Linked DNA regions of Homo sapiens: regions 2, 3 and 4 are each linked to region 1. A link is an interaction called in ENCODE POLR2A ChIA-PET data of the cell type or tissue named here. Cell type or tissue: K562. All regions are shown on one strand.

The links. Peaks named below come from ENCODE experiments on the same cell type or tissue, not always from the same donor. Only the 100,000 strongest peaks of a DNase experiment are listed, where the experiment ranks them.
Region 2: POLR2A ChIA-PET joins it to region 1 with 5 read pairs; 24 of 35 experiments call an interaction of 5 or more read pairs at or near these places.
Region 3: POLR2A ChIA-PET joins it to region 1 with 5 read pairs; 23 of 35 experiments call an interaction of 5 or more read pairs at or near these places.
Region 4: POLR2A ChIA-PET joins it to region 1 with 9 read pairs; 29 of 35 experiments call an interaction of 5 or more read pairs at or near these places.

Annotation. Positions count from the first base shown.
Region 1 is chr11:119,093,321-119,097,320 of GRCh38, reverse strand. HMBS (hydroxymethylbilane synthase) reads right to left here. Exons shown (of 14, transcript NM_000190.4): 14 at 3,772-4,000. H2AX (H2A.X variant histone) reads left to right here and starts at 1,856. Exons shown (of 1, transcript NM_002105.3): 1 at 1,856-3,447. The coding sequence starts at 1,927. The coding sequence ends at 2,358. It overlaps DPAGT1 (dolichyl-phosphate N-acetylglucosaminephosphotransferase 1), which reads left to right. Exons shown (of 9, transcript NM_001382.4): 8 at 24-179; 9 at 258-811. The coding sequence ends at 323. RefSeq lists enhancers at 673-1,234, 1,260-1,369, 1,235-1,798, 1,920-2,349, 1,799-2,362 and 2 more and silencers at 1,670-1,769, 2,470-2,609, 2,620-2,749. In K562, CTCF peaks have their summits at 1,568 and 2,300 (motif pointing left); DNase peaks (open chromatin) are centred at 1,710 and 2,320; H3K4me3 peaks cover 2,188 bases.
Region 2 is chr11:119,170,684-119,174,683 of GRCh38, reverse strand. It overlaps NLRX1 (NLR family member X1), which reads right to left. Exons shown (of 10, transcript NM_001282144.2): 2 at 3,211-3,328; 3 at 2,259-2,328; 4 at 1,695-1,783; 5 at 586-1,205; 6 at 1-231. The coding sequence starts at 3,280. Among named protein-coding and RNA genes, the nearest start is that of NLRX1, 4.0 kb to the right of the region's middle. In K562, no CTCF peak of the experiment used is centred here; a DNase peak (open chromatin) is centred at 2,023.
Region 3 is chr11:119,154,135-119,158,134 of GRCh38, reverse strand. ABCG4 (ATP binding cassette subfamily G member 4) reads right to left here. Exons shown (of 15, transcript NM_022169.5): 3 at 3,992-4,000; 4 at 3,743-3,875; 5 at 3,560-3,610; 6 at 3,220-3,365; 7 at 1,683-1,806; 8 at 1,457-1,571; 9 at 1,121-1,263. Among named protein-coding and RNA genes, the nearest start is that of ABCG4, 7.1 kb to the right of the region's middle. RefSeq lists an enhancer at 988-1,488. In K562, a CTCF peak has its summit at 1,829 (motif pointing right); a DNase peak (open chromatin) is centred at 1,844; H3K27me3 peaks cover 379 bases.
Region 4 is chr11:119,189,611-119,193,610 of GRCh38, reverse strand. NHERF4 (NHERF family PDZ scaffold protein 4) reads right to left here. Exons shown (of 11, transcript NM_001168468.2): 11 at 3,398-4,000. DRC12 (dynein regulatory complex subunit 12 homolog) reads left to right here. Exons shown (of 7, transcript NM_001145018.3): 5 at 368-460; 6 at 2,771-2,901; 7 at 3,159-3,357. The coding sequence ends at 3,311. SNORD150 (small nucleolar RNA, C/D box 150) reads left to right here and starts at 2,970; the gene lies at 2,970-3,044. RefSeq lists an enhancer at 2,017-2,311. In K562, no CTCF peak of the experiment used is centred here; a DNase peak (open chromatin) is centred at 2,130.

The DNA of each region.
Region 1 (4,000 bases):
CTCTTCACCTCTGGTCCCTCCAGGTGGCAGAGAGCCTCCAGCTGGTGACAGTACACCAGAGTGAGACTGAAGATGGTGAATTCACTGAATGTAACAACATGACCCTCATCAACTTGCTACTTAAAGTCCTTGGGCCCATACATGAGAGAAACCTCACATTGCTCCTGCTGCTGCTGCAGGTGAGGATGGGAATCGAGTTTATACCTCCGTGTCTCCCTTTCTGCGTGATTCTTACTCCAGTCCATTTCTCCTTGCAGATCCTGGGCAGTGCCATCACCTTCTCCATTCGATATCAGCTCGTTCGACTCTTCTATGATGTCTGAGTCCCTTGATCATTGTCCTTTACCTCACAGTCTCTAGGATTCCTGACTCAGGCTGACCTCTCTCTCTGGTCCCAGACTGCCTCCTTGCCCAGGCCTCTCTCACTCTTCATACTCCTCCAGATTTTGTTCTCAGCATTTTCCTTTCTCTGTGATCATTGGCATCCTGGGCGTTTCTTGCCCTCTGCTGACTACTGATTGGATTTTACCTATGGCTTTCTGCAACTTGCTACTCTCTCCCTCTCCATCCCATCTTTGCAGCCTCATAGGGTGGGATACAGCAGCTTTTTTTGCAGTTATCCACACTCACATTTCAGAGTCCTGACTCTCAAGGAACCACTGGTTTTTGGGATAGAACTTGGGCCAGGGCTAGGAACACAGGCTCCACGGTGACATGTCATTTGATTGTAAATTAAGTGTTCTGATTAGTAAGAACTAAGCAGGGGGCCACATGCTCTCAATGGAGACAATAAAGTGTTGTCTTTTTCTTATTGTTTATGTAGGTATATTTCCTATATGGGCATTTTTGGGTAGATTGGGAGGGGTGGTGGGGGTACTTCCTCCAACAGGATGCCTATCTCTCTGCCCCATCAGACCCCGTCTAACAAGAAGTGAACAGAACTGAGACCAAACAGAACATATTGAATAAATATTTAAATCCTGATACTAGAGGTGGCATGGAGGGCCACAAAATTGAAGTTATCCTGTTTCCTGGCATGGGAACAAACTTTCAAAGAGTCACCGGGTGCAGTGGCTCATGCCTGTAATCCCAGCACTTTAGGAGGCTGAGGCAGGAGGATTGCCTGAGCCCAGGAATTCAAGACAGCCTGGGCAACAAAACGAGACTCCGTCTCTACAAAAATAAAATAATTAGCCAAGTGTGGTGGAGCACTTGTAGTACCAGCTACGAGGGAGGTTTAGCAGGGAGGATTCCTTGAACCCAGGAGTTCGAGGCTGCAGTGAGCTGAGATCACACTACTGCACTCCAGCCTGGGTGACAGAGCCAGTGACACCCGGTCTATTAAAAAAAGAAAGAAAGAAAAAAAAGAAAACTTTTAAGGGGTCTAATTTCTTCACTTTTCCATTCTCCCTTTGTCAGGTAGGAGAAGGGAGTAGGGAGTGACTGGACCTGGAAAGGAGGGCTGCAGTAGCTATAATATTGACCCCTTTCCTTTAAAAATCCTACGCCGGCACAGATTTCCCAGACGCTCTCTAGGTGGCCTCAGACTCCACCCCTTTGGTCTTCCGCTTCTGGTTTCCGATTGTAGTGTTTAAATCTCGCGCGCTTTACAAGGATTGGCTACATCAGCGGATAGTTGGCAGTCTGCGTGCTACCCCTCCTCCTCGCCTTTTCTCCCCGGGCAAAAGGTTTTCAAATTCGACCAATCAGCGGGCGCGCTCCCTCAGCCGAGCCGCGACACCCAAGGGTTAACCGCAACCAACCGGAGGCGGGTATTGGAGAAAAGAGCCAATCAGGAGGGCGCAGAGGTGTGTCCTGGGGGCTTATAAAGGCGGCCTCGCGGCGCGCGCGCGACAGCAGTTACACTGCGGCGGGCGTCTGTTCTAGTGTTTGAGCCGTCGTGCTTCACCGGTCTACCTCGCTAGCATGTCGGGCCGCGGCAAGACTGGCGGCAAGGCCCGCGCCAAGGCCAAGTCGCGCTCGTCGCGCGCCGGCCTCCAGTTCCCAGTGGGCCGTGTACACCGGCTGCTGCGGAAGGGCCACTACGCCGAGCGCGTTGGCGCCGGCGCGCCAGTGTACCTGGCGGCAGTGCTGGAGTACCTCACCGCTGAGATCCTGGAGCTGGCGGGCAATGCGGCCCGCGACAACAAGAAGACGCGAATCATCCCCCGCCACCTGCAGCTGGCCATCCGCAACGACGAGGAGCTCAACAAGCTGCTGGGCGGCGTGACGATCGCCCAGGGAGGCGTCCTGCCCAACATCCAGGCCGTGCTGCTGCCCAAGAAGACCAGCGCCACCGTGGGGCCGAAGGCGCCCTCGGGCGGCAAGAAGGCCACCCAGGCCTCCCAGGAGTACTAAGAGGGCCCGCGCCGCGGCCGGCCGCCAGGCCTCCCCATGCCACCACAAAGGCCCTTTTAAGGGCCACCACCGCCCTCATGGAAAGAGCTGAGCCGCTTCAGACTGCGGGGCAAGCGGGCCGCGGCTCCCTTCCCCTCCCCTCCCCTCGCCCGCCTTCGCCGCCCGGCCTCGAGTCCCCGCCCGCCCCCGCTCCCGTCCCGCACCGCCTGCCGCGTCGGCCTCGGGCCCTGCCCTGTCCGCCGTCCGCCCTCCGGTAGGGTTCGGGCCTTCCGGATGCGGCTTGGGCGCTCTTCGGGGACCTCCGTGGCGCGGAAGACCCGAGCCTGCCGGGGGGAGGCCGGCGGCGCCGCACCTGCCCGCCTCGGCGTTCGTGACTCAGCCGCCCCATCCCGAGTCGCTAAGGGGCTGCGGGGAGGCCGCAGCACCTTCTGGAAGACTTGGCCTTCCGCTCTGACGCAGGGCCGAGGTGGGCAGTCCAGGCCGAGAGGCCGGCGGCCCTGAAGGTGAGTGAGGCCCTCGGCAGCTGCAGCCGGGGTGTCTGGTACCCCCCCGGCGTGGTGCTTAGCCCAGGACTTTCAGACGCGGCCGCTGGCCGGGAGGCTTTGGTGGGAGAGACGCGATCGCCGATTTCGGTCTGGCGCCCCTTCTGCGGCCGGGACCCAGGCCTTTCACATCAGCTCTCCCTCCATCTTCATTCATAGGTCTGCGCTGGGGCCGGGACGAAGCACTTGGTAACAGGCACATCTTCCTCCCGAGTGACTGCCTCCTAGGAGGACATTTAGGGGAGGGCAGAGGCCTGCAGTTTGGCTTCACGGCTGGCTATGTGGACAGCAAGAGTCGTTTTCGCGGAAGCCGACTGGCAGCCAGGCCTGTCGGGCCCCCCGACGCCGCCCCATTTCCCTTCCAGCAAACTCAACTCGGCAATCCAAGCACCTAGATACCAGCACAAGTCGGTTAATCCCTGTCTGGACTGAGCCTCCGTTGGCTTCTGAACTGGAATTCTGCAGCTAACCCTTCCACGACTAGAACCTTAGGCATTGGGGAGTTTTAGATGGACTAATTTTATTAAAGGATTGTTTTTTTTTTAAATGGAGCGTTTGTTTTCATTTTGCAAGAGAGTTGTAGAATTAGTGACTTTCTATACTTTCCTGATAATAGGGGTGGGAGGGGCCATGCAATATAAACAGGCTCTACTGTTAACTGAAGGGGCAAACCATAGGAATTTAAGATTGTGGCTCTGTTTCTTGGTGTTCCTGGGAGACAATTTATTCTGTGTGAAATGAAAACTATTGAGGCAGAAGCAGAAAGGACGTACCAGGAGAACTCTGGGCAAAAGTCCCAGCCTCTGAGGTAAGGATGAAAGGGCTTTGTGTTTGTTCCTATCTTCCCGCCAACTCCACACGCGCACACACAACACCTTCAGAACTGGTTTATTAGTAGGATTGGTTACATTCAAAGGCTGTTGCTTGGACTTCTCTAAAGAGATGAAGCCCCCACATACTGAGGAGGCAAGGCAGTCATCAAGGCCCCAAGGTGAGGCAAATCCCTGGAAGGCTTGAACCCTGCAGTTCAGTCTCCCGGGGTAATCACTCCCCAGATAGCAGTGAGAATGGGGCACTGAGGCCCGGGATGTAGGCACTGG
Region 2 (4,000 bases), 77 kb before region 1:
CCCCTCCAGGTTCCGGGAGAGCATCTGCACCAGGTGGTCACGCTGAGCTGGTGTGGCAGAGACACCTGAACCGCCAACGGCATACCCGCAGTACGGCTGGTTGAGGCGGAGCTGGAAGTAGAGCTTCTGCAGGTTGGTATCAGAGAAACCGCAGATCTCACCATAGCGGCCCACGTACTTGCTGGGGATACGGCCAATGGCAGAGGGCCGAGTGGTCACCAGAATGCTGGCCTGGGAAGAGCATGGTTGAGAGTTAAGAAAGACCTTAGTGTCCTGTTGACTGCTTCTATTCCCAGGGGACCCCTGAAGACGGAGTGTCCAAGGATGAAGACATTGATGAGGATAACAGTTATAACTAGCAATTACTGAACACCTGCTGTGATCCAGGCCGCTGTGCTAATATTATATGCAGTACCCCATTTGATCAGAGCAACTCAAAAAGAAAGGAACAGAAGGCTGGGGAAGTTACTGACTTGCTCAGGGTCGCACCACTGGGAAGTGAAGGGACCAGGAGTTAAAGTAACCCAGGACCTAGGGGGCGAGTCAACGGGCAGCAGTGATAACCTGGGGTAAAGGGCCACCCACCTGAGGCAGCATGTATTTGCGCAGCAGGTTGACGATGATAGCAGCTGGTTCCTGCGGTTCCTCCGGGTCACTACAAAGTCCCGTGCCTGCCAGCCGGAAGTCGAGGTTGAGATGCTCTAAGCCATGGAGCACAAAGAGGAGGTGGGACCCAGCAGCAGCCATCAGGGGCAGAACCTCCTTCAGGGGCGTGTAGCGCTGGGCCACAAGTTGGCACAGGGAGGCTGGGGCAGGGCCCAGGGATGACAGGTCCTCACAGGAGAAGGGGATGAGCAGCTCGAAGGCCGGCAGCCGCCCATAACACCAGTCCAGAACCATCTTGCGCACCAGCGTGCTCTTGCCTGTGCCCACTGTCCCATACAGCACCACTGTCTGCACCCGGCGCCCACAGGCATCCGGGTTAAAGAGCTGAGACAAGGCCAGTGGGGGGAGCCCGGCCTGGGGTGGCTGATGCTCCAGGGCCAGCTCCGCGGGTGGGCGAAGTAGCTCATCAGGGGTACTCTCGCGGATCACAGGGTCAACGTGGACCGTGTCTAGGGCAAAGGTTGGGCCAAACTGGCGCTCCTCCCTGGGCAGCCGGCTGAACCACTCAGCCAGGTTCCGGCGGTGCCGCTGTATAGCTTCTGAGTGGGAAGATAAGGGAAATGTGTCAGGGAAAGGGGCCTGGAGATGTAGCTTAGGGCCAATCAGGGCGGTGGTGAGGTCAGGCTGGGACATCACGGCATAGATGCTGGGGCCCACAATGGTGGGCACACAAGACTCCCTGAGAAAATATAGACTGTCCAGAAAGTCTGGAACCCCTATGTCAGAAAGTGGGAAGCCACTGGACAAACTGGTTTCACAGTGACCTATGTGCCGTCTTAACCTGCTTGACCCAACTTTGTTGAGCATAGGGATGGTATGGCTCTCCTAGCGCTTTGTACATATAAGTGTGCATTGCAAGAGTATTGCAGGAAGGGATACATAGACGGATGGGAGGGAGAGAGAGAGAGGAGGAGGGACCACCGATGGAAGATGGCAGTGGATCCTCTATGCCTCCCTCACCCTGCTTCTCCTTCCAGCCCCGTCTGCCCACCACACCCCCTGACCAGGGTCCCAGCCAGTCCCTTTACCAGTTGCAGAGGCGCTGGGGAACAGCCGTCCATGCCTCCCGGGTGGGGGAGCGCTATCTACCGAGCTTCCGTGGTGGCGTATAAAGGCCCTGGGAACAAGGAGAGGGGATGAGCTGGGACTTGTAACTTGGATCAGCCCCTTCACAGGCTCTGGGTCCAAGCCTATCTGCACTGCTAGACTTCTGGTTTCCTGAGATAAAGGCCCCACACTGGACCCCCAAGTTTAGAGGCTTGTCTGACTCTCACACCCTTCCCAGGTGCTGAGGCCTTAGCCCTAGCCCTCCAGACCCCACTGCTGACTGCCCGCCTGGAACTCAGGCTGGCCATGTGAGGCTCCACCCACTTCCCACAGGGTCCTCCCTCCACTGACTACTATGCCTTCTACCACAGATGATCTAAGCCAACTTCCTCTCAGGCCTTGGAGCTGCCACTGTCCTCCCACCCCCAAAGGACCAAGCCCCTCCCCAAGGTCCCCAAGAGATCAAGCTAGCCCCAAGTCCTGACCCTTCCCAGTCTGCTCTGTTGTGCCCAGACTAGTCCTAAGGTATGACACCCAGGCCTCACCTAGGGGGCCCAAAGGGACGCTCCCCTTGAAGGGGCCAACTCCAGTGGATCAGGAAGGGGATACGATCATCTACAGAGAGAAGGAAGAAATAGCATCTGCAGATCCCATGCAATACACAGAACCCATGTCTACATCAAACCCCCCAGTATTTGCTCTCATAGCAGCATGTACTGCCCCTTTGCAGCAGTTATTTTGCAATTTTATATTTCATTGTGTGATTATTCGATTAACATTCATTCCTCTCTCCTCCATGAGAGGGATCACATTTGGGTGTTTTAAAATTTTTTTGTCCCCTTTACGTCTGTTTTTGTTCACAATTATTTACTTAGAACTTAACACCAGGTCTGCGGTACGGCAGGCACTCAGTAAATCTCTGTTGTATGTAAAGTAAAATCAGACAAGTTCCTAGACTTATGTAGCTACAAGAGACTCTCGAAGATGATCTAGTCCAACTCTCTTTTTTTTTTTTTGAGACAGAGTCTTACTCTATTGTCCAGGCTGGAGTGCAATGGTGCGATCTCAGCTCACTGCAACTTCTGCCTCCCGGTTCAAATGATTCTCCTGCCTCAGCCTCCCAACTAGCTGGGATTACAGGTGTGCACCACTACACCTGGTTAATTTTTTTTTTTGTAGTTTTAATAGAGACAGGGTTTCACCATGTTGCCAGGCTGGTCTCAAACTCCTGATCTTGTGATCCGCCTGCCTCGGCCTTCCAAAGTGCTAGGATTACAGGCATGAGCCACCGCACCTGGCCAAGTCCAACTCCCTTATTTTAGGTTGGGAAAAAGGCAGCTGAGGAAGGTGAAGCGACATGCTCAAGGTCAACAGCTAGAGAACCACGGAGCTGAGACTAGTGCACCTGGTGTCTGGATCCCTGCTGTCTTGGAGGCATCATGTGGACCCTGGAAAGCAAGAAAGAGGTAAAAACAGAAACCCCTGCTTCCTGCTCACCTGGTCGCTGGAGTGCTCTTCTAAAACCAGAGCCCCAAGAGGCCCTGGGCAAATGGTGGCCCCACCTCATCCTGGGAAAGAAGGTCAGAGCCTGGGGGGCCTAGGACCGACTTCTGTCCTGCAAGAAGAATAGTACGAATGGATCACTGCCACCACTCCTCCCCTGCACCCCTAACCCCATTCCAGCCAAGGAGGGACCTTCCTCCCAGGAGAGGATCAGCCCTTCCTCAAATGTTGGCCCTGCTGAAGCCCTGGCCTGGTTTTCAGCTCTCGTCCCTCTCCCAAACTCCAGCTTGAGGAATCCCATTTTATCTCCTACCACCTTTTTTTTCTTTTTTCTTTTTTGAGATGGAGTGCCCCTCTGTTGCCCAGGCATGATTGTGGCTCATTGAAGCCTATGCCTCCCGGGCCCAAGCGATTCTCCTGCCTCAGCCTCCCAAGTAGCTGGGATTACAGGCGCCCACCACCACACTGGGCTAATTTTTGTATTTTTAGTAGAGACGGGGTTTACCATGTTGGTTAAGCTGGTCTTGAACTTCTGACCTCAGGTAATCTGCCTGCCTTGGCCTTGCAAAGTGCTGGGATTACAAGTGTGAGCCATCACACCTGGCCTTCCTGCCACGTCTTGCCTCTCCCCTGAAGCTTCACGAACACCTTTCCCTGAGTTCCACCCTGGTAAACTGCTTTATTTAGGTGTCCTTTTTCCTTCTTGGCCACCAGCAAGCTCAGATAGGAGTCCTGTGTTCATTTTCAGTGGCTTTTCTGTGCCTAGATTTTCCAGTAATAATTA
Region 3 (4,000 bases), 61 kb before region 1:
GTAGGGGTCCTCCAGGTCTACAGAGAATCTTGTACCATTAAGTTGTGTACCTGAAAGCTAGGCTTAGGGGTATGAATCAGAGCAAGATTCAGACACAAAAAGGGGGCAAAAACTTGGGAGGGAGGAGATGGAAAGAAAGTAATGGACACCCGTGGTGGCTAATAATAGATCGGTTACTTTTTTAATCCATCAAAACACATGAACTCTAAGGGTATAATTCCTTTTTTGTTTTGTTTTGGGTTTTTTTTGTTTTGTTTTGTTTTGTTTTTGAGACGGAGTCTCGCTCTGTCGCCCAGTCTGGAGTGCAGTGGCGCAATCTCAGCTCACTGCAAGCTCCGCCTCCCTGGTTCACGCCATTCTCCTGCCTCAGCCTCCCGAGTAGCTGGGACTACAGGCGCCCGCCACCACGCCCGGCTAATTTTTGTATTTTTAGTAGAGATGGGGTTTCACCGTGTTAGCCAGGATGGTCTCCATCTCCTGACCCACCCGCCTCGGCCTCCCAAAGTGCTGGGATTACAGGCGTGGGCCACTGTATCCGGCCAGGTATAATTCCTTTATGCCACCAATTTTACAGTAATGTTATTTAATAATGATGATAATGACAACAATAACAACAAAAACTAATCAATCTGGTTTTCAGGGGTTACAGTGTCTCATTTAAGGAAGAGAACTAGCACTGGGCAGACGCCTGCTGTACCAGCTACAGTGCTAAGAGCTTTATGTGATTATCTAATTAGTCCTCCCAATCACCCTGTGAGGTGAGTATCATCATCTCTAAGTTAGAGAGAACAGTAAGCCACACTGGCCACTAAGCTGGGGACCATGTTGATCTTGCTTACCAGATGGGCACTATGCCAGGACCGAGGACAGCACACTGTAGCTGCTCAACAAGAACTTGCTGAATGAATAAGTCAATGAGGAAACTGGAGCTCAAGGAGGTTAAATAATGTGCCTAAGGTCACAGTGCTGTTCCTAGTAGGTCGATTCCAAGTCCTAGGTTCTTCCTAGCACCCATTGGTTGCAATGCCTCTGGGGAACAGCCTCTTTGGCAGGGCCACTGTCCATGGTCCAGTCTCCCCTCCCCAACTATGCCTGCTCTGCCCTCTCCACCCCTACTCACCGGAGGACAAGGAGGGCATGGGGCAGGGACCTCGTTCTTCTCAGGGCTGCTCTTCTTCTCAGCCATAGCGCACAGCCCATTCTGCACAGCCCTGAACAACATGGGGTTCAGGTCTCCATACTCGCCAGAGGCCACCTCGATGACTGGGGACACAGAGTGGAGAGCTCAGTTTAGATTCACACTCACTTCCCAAGGGCAAGTCAGTCCCGCCTTGGGTGTGTGGGGAAGGCAGGCGACGGTGAGATCTCTACCCCTAGGAGGCCTGAGTGCAAGACCAGAGACCCCAGGTTCGGCCCACTGCTGTTTCCCAGCCCCTACCAACAGACCCCCACTCACTGAAGTCAGCCGGGTTGTGGTAGGTGGGGCAATGCAAGCCGAGTCCCTTTAGATAGGGGATCAGGTTGGTGACCACGCCTTTGAAGATGCACTGACCCTGGCTCAGGATGTAGAGCTGCAGCAGAAAGAGAAGGGTAAGGAAGGAACAGCGGGCCAGGCACCCCTACTGACCCCCTTCCATCCCTCCATCTCAGGCCAATCCTCCTTGAGGCCTGGAGACACTCACCTTGTCAAACATCTCAAAGAGCTTGGCACTGGGCTGGTGGATGGTGCAGATGATGGTACGGCCCCCCTGTGCCAGGGACTTCATGAGGGACACCACTTGGAAACAAGAGGCGCTATCCAGACCACTGTCCAGAGAGAGGCCACCAGGGGGCCACGTGAGGTGGGTGAGGCCAAAAGAAGGGAGTGTCTGGGGCGGGGCAGCTGCTGTGAAGGGGATGAAGCTGGCAGGAAGAGGGCACTCTGGCCGCATCTGTATCCTTTACGGTTCAGGCACTTGGAGGGATACCCAGAAGCCAAGAGCACTGTTCAGTTTCATAAGCATATATTGAGGACCTGTTGTATGCCAGGCACTGGGATTACAATGATGCATAAATAAGACATAGACTCTGGTCTGGAAGGAGAGAGAGACAAGCACACAGATGATTTTGGGTAATGTGGAAAGTGCTGTAGCAACACTGGGTGAAAGAGGGGGCGGATTCAGCTCAGCTGTAGCAGGTGTTGGAGGGTAGTCAGAGAAGGTTCCTGAGCGAGCCCAGGAGTAAGAGCTAAGCAGGTGAAGGGGAGAGGGCAGGCACAGTGGTGAAGGGCATTCCAGCAGAAGACACAGCATGGGCAAAGCTTAGAGGCATGAAACATGTGGCTTGACCAGGGAATTACAAGCAACTCAGTATTATTAGAGCATAAAGTACATGACTTGAGGCTGGAGAAGTAGGTTCAGACCAGGCCCTTGTAAGTCACCTGACTTTATTTCGAGGACAAGTCAGAAAGGAAACACTGCATGTTTTAAGCAGGGGAGTGAGCACTGCAGACTTGTCTTTAGAAAGTTCACTCTGTCCGGGCACGGTGGCTCACGCCTGTAATCCCAACACTTTGGGAGGCCAAGGCGGGTGGATCACCTGAGGTCAGAAGTTCAAGACCAGCCTGACCAACATGGTGAAACCCCATCTCTACTAAAAATACAAAAACTAGCTGGGTGTGGTGGTACACGCCTGTAATTCCAGCTACTCAAGAGGCTGAGGCAGGAGAATCGCTTGAACCCGGGAGTCAGAGGTTGCAGTGAGCCGAGATTGTGCCACTGCACTCCAGCCTGGGTGACAGAGCGAGACTCCATCTTAAAAAAATAAAAGAAAGTTCACTGTAGCTGCAGTTTGGAGAAAGGATTGACTGGGAGACACTGGAGACAAGCAGATAAGAATCTGTTGCTGTCCTGAACTTAACATCAACATTAGAGATGGGGCAGGGCAAATCTGAGAGATATCAAAAGGAGGCAGAATCAACAGGACTTGGTGACTGATGGCTGAGGGTGACTGGAGAGGGAGGTGTCAATCAAGGAGGACACCTAGATCTCTGCCCAGGCGAAGGATGGGGCAGCTCACAGCAACAGAATTGGCAAGGGTGGAGATGAGGAAGAAGCCCTTATCTTGGCCCCAGGAGGCTGTGAACAGAGGCTCTGGATCATGGAGAAGATGCAGCCTCCAGCCCTGGCTCAGGGCCGAGAGGAGAGGGGTATCCTGGTGGGAAAGGGTGGAGAGAACTACCTGGTGGGCTCATCAAAGAACATGACAGGCGGGTTGTTGACCAGCTCCAGGGCGATGGCCAGACGCTTCCTCTGCCCGCCAGAGAGCAGGGCTGTCCTCGTGTGGGAGCACGACATCAGGCCCAGTGCCGTCAGGATCTCTGTCACCTGGCCCCACCCCACCCATGCCAGGTCAGCTTCGGAGTCTCTGCTTCCCCCAGGCACCACCCCAGCTTCAAAAAGCATCTCCCTTAAGTGCATTGTCTCGGCCTAGGCCACCACTCTCCCACTCCCAGCTCGGGGCCTTGAGCTCAGCAGCACCACAAAAGGGAGTGGTCCCACTGCCTCCCTTCCCCACTCACCAGCTCCTTCTTCACCTCCTGCTTCTCACTCAGCTTCAGGTTAGCAGAGACCTGGGGCCCAGAGAGTAAGCAAGAAAAGTATGTGTGGGAGGGAGCTCTGCCTTGAACCCTCCGCCAATGGTGAAGGTGGCGACAGCAGACAGAGGGGGTTGCTGGGAGGAGGGGTGACTATCCAGCCCTCACCATCATGGCTTCCAACACCGTGAGGTGCGGCAGCAGCATGTCATCTTGCATGATGTAGCAGGACATCTTGCGGAAGGTCCTCAGCTCCCGTGGCCTTCCATTAACCAGGATCTGCCCCTTCATTCCAGACTCCCTGCAGGGATGTGGGTTGAGGATGGGGGTCAATGCCCTTTCAGAATACCTTCTGTGTTCCCCAAGGGATACTTCTTCCTGAGTCCTGCCTCCATTCCACCCCAGTCTCTTCCTTACCTGTATCCT
Region 4 (4,000 bases), 96 kb before region 1:
CAGGAACCAAAGGCAGGTAGGTTCCTGGGATCCCAGGCAGGGGCCTTCCAGGATGCCTGGTGCCATGTGCTTGATGCTGTGTAGGATACACATGCAGTCATAGCCATCATCTCAATCAGCCCATGGGCGGGGAGAAGGGCTAGCATCCCCATCCAAAGCTGGACTGGGGGAGGTAGGTCGGGCTTCCTGTCCCTTCCTCAGGTTTTCATGGTCTGCAGCTTCTCAGAATCACAAAAAGAACCAAGAAGGCCTTTGTGCTCCTGTTCCACTAGACCAAGTAGAGTCTTCCCCACCCACAACTTCATTTCCTTTCTCCATCCCTCCATCTCCAACCTGGGTCCCTGGTGGCCCACTGCCCCCACCCCAGAGATGAGTCGCCAGTGCCATGCCCTGCAGGAGGATATGCAAACCCGCAGCAAGCAGCTGGAGGAAGAAGTCAAAGGCCTTCGGGGGCAGCTAGGTAGGTTTCCCCACCCTCCAAGCCCCTTCTCTCCAAGAGTTGCAGCAAGGGCCAGCATGAAGGGGTAGACTTCAAAGTCTCTGCTCCAGAAAGCTGCCGTCTGGGCTCTTGGATCACTTTCCCCACTTTCGCTGACCCTCCACCACTGAGGACTGCAGCAGAGGGTTCGGGATACCAAAAATCTCTGCTGTAAGTAAAGAAGAGGCTCCAGGCGCGGTGGCTCAGGCCTGTAATCCCAGCACTTTGGGAGGCCAAGGCGGGCGGATCACCTGAGGTCAGGAGTCCAGGAACAGCCTGGCCAAATGGCAAAACCCCGTCTCTACTAAAAATATAAAAATTAGCCGGATGTGGTGGCGCACACCTGTAATCCCAGCTACTCGGGAGGCTGAAGCAGGAGAATCGCTTGAACCCAGGAGGCAGAGGTTGCAGTGAGCCGAGATCACGCCATTGCACTCCAGCCTGGGCAACAGAGCAAGACTCTGTCTCAAAAAAATAAATAAAAATAAAAAAGAAGATGTAGGCCTCACACCCCATTTCCTCCTCTCAAGTCCAGCCCTAACTCCCCACCACTGCCATGTCTCTTGTGAGCAAAACATATTCCCTTTTAGTTTAGCTGATTTCTACAATGAAACTAAGGGGAAATGTTTGACTTATTTACTTCTGTATCTTCAAGACCTAGCATCTGGTAGATCCTAAATAACTGTTCACCAAATAAATGAATAAACACTCCTAATAAGCAAAAATATTTTTAAAAACCAGGAAGCCTTTGCTTCTCTTGTCTCTTGCTTACAAAATAATGTTGAAATATCTCAGCATGACACATGAGCTCTTTCACAATTTTGGTCTCAAAGTTTTCATACCTTAAAAATGCCTTCAACCGGGTGCGGTGGCTCACCCCTGTAATCCCAGCACTTTGGGAGGCCAAGGCAAGAGAATTGCTTGAGGCCAGGAGTTTGAGACCAGCCTGGCCAGTATGGTGAAATGCCATCTCTACTAAAATTACAAAAATTAGCTGAGCATGGTGGCGTGTGCCTGTAATCTCAGCTACTTGGGAGGCTGAGTCAGGAGAATCACTTGAACCCAGGAGGCGGAGGCTGCAGTGAGCCGAGATCGCACCACTGCACTCCAGCCTCGGCAACAGAGTAAGATTCCAACTAAAAAAAAAAAAAAAAAGGCCTTCGGTTTAGCTATAGATGGCCAGGAGCTGCTTATCTGCCATTCAGACTCTGGGTTCCTTTCCTAATCTTTGCTTTACCTCAAATTCCAAGTCAATCAATGACTCAATTGTTTTTGTTTTTGCTGTTGTTGTTTTGGGGATTTTTTTGTTTTTTGTTTTTTGTTTTGAGACGGAGTTTCACTCTGGTCGCTCATTCTGGAGTGCAATGGCAAATCTCGGCTCACTGCAACCTCCACCTCCTACGTTCAAGCAATTCTCCTGCCTCAGTCTCCCGAGTAGCTGGGATTACAGGTGTGCGCCACCATGCCTGGCTAATTTTTGTATTTTTAGTAGAGATGGAGATTCACCTATGTTGGCCGGGCTCGTTTCGGACTCCTGACCTCAGGTAATCCGCCCTCCTCGGCCTCCCAAAGTGCTAGGATTACAGGCGTGAGCCACCGCACCCGGCCAATGAATCAATGTTTACTGAGCACCTCCTGTATACTAGCTAGGTGCTTTGTCATCCATTTATCATGTTTAAAGGTCACAGCATGCCCCTGAGGGATGTGTCATTCTCTCTTTACAGATGAAGACACCAGCCAGCCGCGGTGGCTCACACTTGTAATCCCACCACTTTGGGAGGCCGAGGCGGGCGGATCACAAGGTTAAGAGATAGGGACCATCCTGGCCAACATGGTGAAACCCCATCTCTACTAAAAATTCGAAGATTAGCTGGGCATGGTGGCATGTGCCTGTAATCCCAGCTACTCGGGAGGCTGAGGCAGGAGAATTGCTTGAACCCAGGAGGTGGCAGTTGCAGTGAGCTGAGATCGCGCCACTGCACTCCAGCCTGGCGACAGAGTGAGACTCCATCTAAAAAAAAAAAAAAAGATGAAGACACCAAGGCTCAGAAAGAGACATGCATGTGGTCACCTAGGTAGTAATCCGACTTTGGAGCCTTCTATCTCAAGCCCGCCACTCTCTGCTATATACCTCAGTGGAGCTTCAGCTTTTACAGGGACTGCGGGAAATTTGGTGATGCTGGGGGAGTCTGGAACGAGCCCATTTGAGGTCTCCTTTCCAGATACCTTTGGAGAGACTGGTCAAGGATAGAGTGTCACCATCCTGCTCTCTTTCATCCTGCCTGCCCCCAGAGGCATGCCAAAGGGAGGCTGCAGCTGCCCGGGAAGAGGCTGAACAAGCTCTCGGAGAGCGGGACCAGGCCCTGGCTCAGCTTCGGGCCCACATGGCAGACATGGAGGCGAAGTATGAGGAAATCTTACACGTAAGCACCACCCCCTGGATCCCAGCCATCCCAGTACCCAGGACTCCCCCATGCCCACAAACCCCAGCTCGTATGATGACTGACAACCCAGGGTTAAGGAGAAGGAGCGTCTCCAAGGGAGCCCTGCTCTATCCTGAGGGCAGACAGAGGGGATACGACCATGTCTACTGGGCAAGGAAAGCTTATGAACCAACCTGGGGCAGCACTCACTCCTTCCCTCTCTCTCTTTCTGGGGTCTGAAATATTGATGTCTGCAGGACAGTCTGGACAGGCTCTTGGCCAAGCTGAGAGCCATCAAGCAGCAGTGGGATGGGGCAGCACTGAGACTTCACGCCAGGCACAAGGAGCAGCAACGCCAGTTTGGACTCACCCCCCCTGGATCTTTGAGGCCACCAGCCCCTAGTCTCTAGTGTTCTCTGAGGCCCCAGCAATAAAGTGTCTTGATGTAGAACTCAATAGAGCTGTGGGCTCTGGCCGTTTGGCAGAGAGAAGTGGATCTTATTTTTATTTTTATTTTTATTTAGTTTTCTTCTTTTTTTGTTTTTGTTGTTGTTTATTTTTAGGAGTGGCTGTCATACAGACATCTCAGTTCTGGGTTGACCCATTATCCCTGAGATTCAGTGATTGATAGGAAATAAATTTGACCAGGTCTCAACCTCTCTCCTGCAGGAGCCGCATCCCACCCCTTGAGCCTGAGGCCCTTTTGGTCCCTTCACACCACTGCCCCTTACCCCCACCAACACAAACACAGGCAGTCAGATTTATGGCGAATGGCCATTTCTATAACAAATGCAACGGTGACCAAGCACCACCCTCCCGCAATGCTAAGGCACCCACAGAGGGCAGGCATAGCTGGTCTCCAAATTTTTGCATTACACTCAAGGGTCCTGGAGTCATATCTAGAAAAGGTCCAGATGGCTTCAATCCTAGCCAGACCCACAGCCACACCTTCATCCTTGGGACACAGCTCTCTAAAACTCCCATATGACATCCTCTGGAGCCTCAGACTCCTTCAGGGACCTGTCTGAGGCCTCCAACCACACCCTCTGCTGGCAGGTGGGCCTGCAGGAAGGGAGGGAGCACCTGGGCCAGCCTGTGA